Regions from separate parts of the Homo sapiens genome. Here region 2 is linked to region 1. Evidence: read pairs that join two places in POLR2A ChIA-PET (ENCODE). Cell type or tissue: OCI-LY7. All regions are shown on one strand. Links, peaks and the distances in the headings refer to the core of each region. The heading gives the core; the rest is flanking DNA. Region 1 has its middle 190 kb from the start of UBE2E1. Region 2 overlaps UBE2E2 (ubiquitin conjugating enzyme E2 E2).

Region 1 (2,922 bases), core at 105-2,604:
TTTGGGTTGGTTTGCTATTGTGAACAGTGCCACAATGAACATATATGTGCACGTGTCCTTACAGTAGAATGATTTATAATCCTCTGGGTATATACCCAGTAATGGAATTGCTGGGTCAAATGGTATTTCTGATTCTAGATCCTTGAGGAATAGCCACACTGTCTTCCTCAATGGTTGAGCTAGTTTACAGTCCCACCAACAGTGTAAAAGCATTCCTGTTTCTCCACATCCTCTCCAGCATCTGTTGTTTCCTGACTTTTTAATGATCACCATTCTAACTGGCATGAGACGGTATCTCATTGTGATTTTGATTTGCATTTCTCCGATGACCAGCGATGATGACCCTTTTTTCATATGTTTGTTGGCTGCATAAATGTCTTCTTTTGAGAAGCATCTGTTCATATCCTTTGCCCACTTTTTGATGGGGTTTTTTCTTGTAAATTTGTTTCAGTTCTTTGTAGATTCTGGATATTAGCCCTTTGTCAGATGGATAGATGGCAAAATTTTTCTCCCATTCTGTAGGTTGCCTGTTCACTCTGATGATAGTTTCTTTTGCTGTGCAGAAGCTCTTTAGTTTAATTAGATCCCATTTGTCAATTTTGGCTTTTGTTGGCATTGCTTTTGGTGTTTCAGTCATGAAGTCTTTGCCCATGCCTATGTCCTGAATGGTATTGCCTAGGTTTTCTTCTAGGGTTTTTATGGTTTAAGTCTTTAATCCATCTTGAGTTAATTTTTGTGTAAGGTATAAGGAAGGGGTCCAGTTTCAGTTTTCTGCATATGGCTAGCCAGTTTTCACAACACTATTTATTATATAGGGAATCCTTTCCCCATTGCTTGTTTTTGTCAGGTTTGTCAAAGATCAGATGGTTATAGATGTGTGGTGTTATTTCTGAGGCCTCTGTTCTGTTCCATTGATCTATATATCTGTTTTGGTAACAGTACTGTGCTGTTTTGGTTACTGTATCCTCGTAGTGTAGTTTGAAGTCAGGTAGCGTGATGCCTCCAGCTTTGTTCTTTTTGCTTAGGGTTGTCTTGGCTATGTGGGCTCTTTTTTGGTTGCATATGAAATTTAAAGTAGTTTTTTCTAATTCTGTGAAGAAAGTTAATAGTAGCTTGATGGGGATAGACACATTCTATAAATCTATAAATTACTTTGGGCAATGCAGCCATTTTCATGATATTGATTCTTCCTATCCATGAGCATGGAATGTTTTTCCATTTGTTTGTGTCCTCTCTTGTTTCTTTGAGCAGTGGTTTGTAGTTCTCCTTGAAGAGGCCAGAACCAGCTTCTTTGAACCAGCTTCCTGAAAAACAGGAAGTTCTCAAGGCCGACTTCCTGGAGATGGAAGCTGAGACTACAGATTGTAAAAGCCTTGGCCTCAGGGGACCATCTCCAGGTTCTGCAAGGGGCTTCTTCAAACCTCTGTGTGTGGAGTCATTTTGTGCTGAGGAGCAGCTCCTTCCTGGCCCTGCACCTTCAAGCTCTCCCTGGGATGCTACAACATAAGGGGCACACGTTCTAGACACATGTTTATTTTTATTTCTCTTTGGCATCCTGTCTTCATCCCCTCAGAAGGTCTGTCTTGAGTTCCTATAACACTGTGACTCGCTCAAGCCAGACTCTGCCAAAACCAAGATACCCACTTACCTGAGTGGAAGAGGTGTTACTGAAACACCATGGGTTCCATCTGGGTCCCATCACTCACCACATAGAGAGCCAATCACTGAGAAAACGAGTATCACCAGGGAAGAAGGCTTTTTATTCAGGTGACGTTATCCTGGAGAATGGGAGATAAGTCTCAAATCCATCTCCTCAATGGACTAAAATTGGGGGTTTATGTAGCTGAGAAGGGATGGAATTGTGTGTGGGAAAACAGGAACTAGGGAAGGGTAAGGAAAATGAATAAAGCGACTGGTGTCTTACTGGCCGGATGCAGTGATCTGGTGAATTTTAGTCCTTTGCCTAAGGGTCAGTTTCCTGAAGAAGGAACCCAGATGAGACAAATAAGTTTCAAGTTTTAAGATGGGGGTGTCAATGTCTATGTTTATTCAAGAAAATCATAAAGGTCAGGCATGATGCCTCGCACCTGTAATCCCAGCACTTTGGGAGGCTGAGGCAGGTGGATTGCTTGAGGTCGGGAATTTGAGGCCAGCCTGGGCAACATGGTGAAACCTCATCTCTACAAAAAATACAAAAATTAGCCAAGTGTGGTGGTGCATGCCACCACATGTGTGGTCCTAGCTACTCAAGAGGCTAAGGTCAGAGGATCACCTGAGCCTGGGGAGGTTGAGGCTGCAGGGAGCTGTGATCGCACTTCAGCCTGGGCAACAGTGAGAACCTGTCTTAAAAAACAAAAAATATAATTTACAAATTTAATTCCCACGCATATCATATTTGACTTGTATAGGAAAATAAAGATCCTGTTGCATCTTGAACATGATCTAGAAAAAATGTTTATACTGGTAGGAGGATCACTTGAGCCCAGGAAGTTGAGGCTGCAGTGAGCCGTGATCACTCCACTGAACCCTAGCCTAGGCAACAGGTTCATTAAAAACAAAAAACAGGCCAGGCACAGTGGCTCATGCCTGTAATTCCAGCACTTTGGGAGGCTGAGGCAGGTGGATCACATGAGGCCAGGAGTTTGAGACCAGTTAGGCCAACATGATGAAATCCTGCCTCTACTAAGAACACAAAAATTAGCCAGGTGTGGTGGCGGGTGCCTGTAATCCCAGCTACTTGGGTGGCTGAGGCATGAGAATTGCTTGAACCCAGGAGGTGGAGGTTGCAGTGAGCTGAGATTGCACCACTGTACTCCAGCCTGGGCGACAGAGCGAGACCCAGTCTCAAAAACAAAACAAGACAAAAAACAAACAAAGAAAAACCCAATAAGTATCAGTTATATGGGACGATAGGGCTGGATT
Region 2 (2,922 bases), core at 331-2,830, 52 kb after region 1:
GGCTTGCTATGCATAAAGATGCATTCTGGCCAATAACTTGATGTCCCAAATGCATTTTAGCCTATTAAATTGTATTTTTCAATGTTCTTATCATACTATTGTCTTCAGCAGGGACTGTTCCAATGCTTTGCTCTTCTCCTTAGTTCTTACTGTTTCAGGAGGAAATATGAGTTTTCAAAAGAGGCAAACATGTTAATTTGACAGAGGGCTAAGACTACTGCAAAAAAGGGAAAATACATGGCAAAAAACTTTATGCTCAGTAAGTGTGAGGTGTTGGCTTATACATTAAAACAACGCATTAATATGTAGTGGCTTCCATCTCTCTAAGTTCAAAAGCAACAAATGAATGACAACTCTGGACAACAATTTAGTCTACATTGTCATTCTGGTCTTCCCTAGGGAGACCAATCTCAGAAAGAAGAAAACGATCTCATGACGGAGGTTCTTAAAGCACAAAAAGGAGGAAAGAAAAGAGGTGGCAGAAGCGCTTATCAAAGTGATCTGCGAACACACTAAGTCCTTTCCAATGATGCTGAACTATTAGGCAGAAGCATCTTGCCCTGTGAGAGGGGAAACATTTAAAAAGACCAACTGCTTATTGTGGGATTTTCCTAATCAGAATTTTAAACTGGATTTTAAACCTTTTCAGAGTTGAGCCAACTTCCCTTTAGCCAGAGGGCCCCTATAACCTCCCTAGGTGGAAATCCCAACCTTCTGCTTCCTGCAGCTTCCCTAAGCAGGTCTTTGATTACGTCTAACAAGCCCTGTTGCACTGGCCTCTGTAACCTGTTGACCTTTCTCACCTTAATTCTCCCAGTCCAGCTGCAAACCTCTTTCACTGAAAAAAAAAAAAAAAAAAAAAAAAAAAGCCATGCCTATTTTTGGGATAAGGACATACAAAAGAAATCTCCAAGTTTCTCACTGTTCATGAGAGTGTAATAATTAGAGTTGGGCCTCTCTCTAAAAGACTGCACAGCAGCTTTGTAAAGTAGTGGAAATCCGGCTTGCATCTGGTTGCCTCCCTCCCTCCCTATTTGGCTAATTCCGGGACCTATTTCCCCTTCCTGACACGTTCATATACCTTGACTCACATCATAATGTGACTGTCACCTAATGTGTCATCTCTCCCAGAGGGATGCACATTTTCAAAGAGAACCATAAAGAGAAGCTATATTTAACAAAAATAAATGAAACTGACACAAAATAATGGGAACAAAAGCGTGTCTGTGTGTGTGTGTATATTGTTTACTTTTTTGACAAGGAGGAATTTTCGGTTCTTCAAGTTACACAGCTGAAAGCCGCCACCCACTCTCCCACTGTAAAGTACCTAGCACAATGTCTGGCACACAACTGCACCTTTTCCTTGCCCTTCTCATATGCCTGGTTTTGATTATTACTTCTCATGTAAGTAGCAGTGCCAGTCATTCTTCATGAAAATGTGACCCTCATTGGTGTTTTAATTTTTAAACATACATTTCAACATTTATATTACACTACTTTAATTCTTTCTCCAAGATACATCATTAAAGACAAGAACATGAGTTGTAGAAACCTGGCTTCTTGGTTGTGACCGCGCAGACCAGTAACAGGTGGAAAGCACCAGGCTTTCTACCCCGTGGATGTGCTGACAGAATCCTATCTACCAGGACCCTAACTCAACATCATATTTACTTAAGACTGGTCAAACCACAGAATTATGTTTGGAAATTCAAGGAATTTCCTTTTAATTCTGTATAAAATGAGACATGCTGAGGCCCCAATTTTAAAATGCTTGTGTGGTGGGCACAGTCACAGGTTCCCTAATGTGGTACCCTCATTTGGAGTATTTTTTGGAGATTGGATTTGGGTGTTAAAATTGAACATGGTAACAAGCACTACATTATACAGCCATATTTAAATTCTAAAATAGTTCTTTTTATAGCAGCCTTATAAAGTTTAATTCATCCCCTTGCACTGAGAGATTTAATGAATGCTTAAAACAGCTCCACCTATTTTTCTATAACTAGCTACATTTGTTTCCAATGTAAATATGCTGTGTATATTTGCATATTGATCATGCATATGTCCAGAGCTGTATTTTGGGGTGGGAAGTGGGGAGAGGCAATGAACAGACCTATTGCCCCTAAATGTGAATGCACTCACATTTACATCATCAATTATATTTTTACTTGTAAATCAGGTATCATTTGTACGTGTACCTATAATGTTTTCCCTGCTTAAATAACCATTCTTCACACACAAACACATGGTTGTTCTTAGGAATGGTAAAAAAAAACAGAAAAAACCTCTTTCCTTCCTTCCTTCTTTCTCTTTTCTTTTCTTTTTCTTTCTTTCTTTCTTTTGTTTTTGGAAGCTTAAATCAACCCTCTAGACCTCTAAGTTTTGCTCCATCTTGTCAGAGGTAACAGGACAAAACTTTTGGCCCTCACACATGCTATACTGTCTTAGGCCTAGAAAAAAACAAACAATGCAGTCTTACGGAAAATACACACCTCATTAACTACTTGGGGCAAATAATATTAATAGAATAAATGATCCTTTTAATTTTATTTACCAATATTTCACTTATAGCTACTTTTAGTGAGTATTCTTGCTTATATCCTTAAATGGTCAATTTGAAATTTATTGAATTCTTTAAAGGATGCAATACAGATAAACAAAGAGGTTAAAAGCTTCAAAGAAGAAATACATCAAAGAAAATAACATGACTTGCTGAGCACACTAAAAGATACTTCTTAGACATCTACAGAACTCTCCACCCCAAATCAACAGAATATACATTCTTCTCAGCACCACACACCTATTCCAAAACTGACCACATAGTTGGAAGTAAAACACTCCTCAGCAAATGTAAAAGTACAGAAATTATAACAAACTGTCTCTCAGACCACAGTGCAATCAAACTAGAACTCAGGACTAAGA

Evidence for each region. ChIA-PET counts read pairs that join two places held together with the same protein. Peaks named below come from ENCODE experiments on the same cell type or tissue, not always from the same donor. Only the 100,000 strongest peaks of a DNase experiment are listed, where the experiment ranks them.
Region 2: POLR2A ChIA-PET joins it to region 1 with 12 read pairs; 2 of 35 experiments call an interaction of 5 or more read pairs at or near these places.

The regions. Positions count from the first base shown.
Region 1 is chr3:23,615,584-23,618,505 of GRCh38, reverse strand. No RefSeq gene overlaps it. Among named protein-coding and RNA genes, the nearest start is that of UBE2E1, 190 kb to the left of the region's middle. In OCI-LY7, for the core only: no CTCF peak of the experiment used is centred there; a DNase peak (open chromatin) is centred at 1,335; H3K4me3 peaks cover 645 bases; H3K27ac peaks cover 1,310 bases.
Region 2 is chr3:23,563,391-23,566,312 of GRCh38, reverse strand. The region is part of intron 5 of UBE2E2 (ubiquitin conjugating enzyme E2 E2); the gene reads right to left. Among named protein-coding and RNA genes, the nearest start is that of UBE2E1, 240 kb to the left of the region's middle. In OCI-LY7, for the core only: no CTCF peak of the experiment used is centred there; no DNase peak of the experiment used is centred there.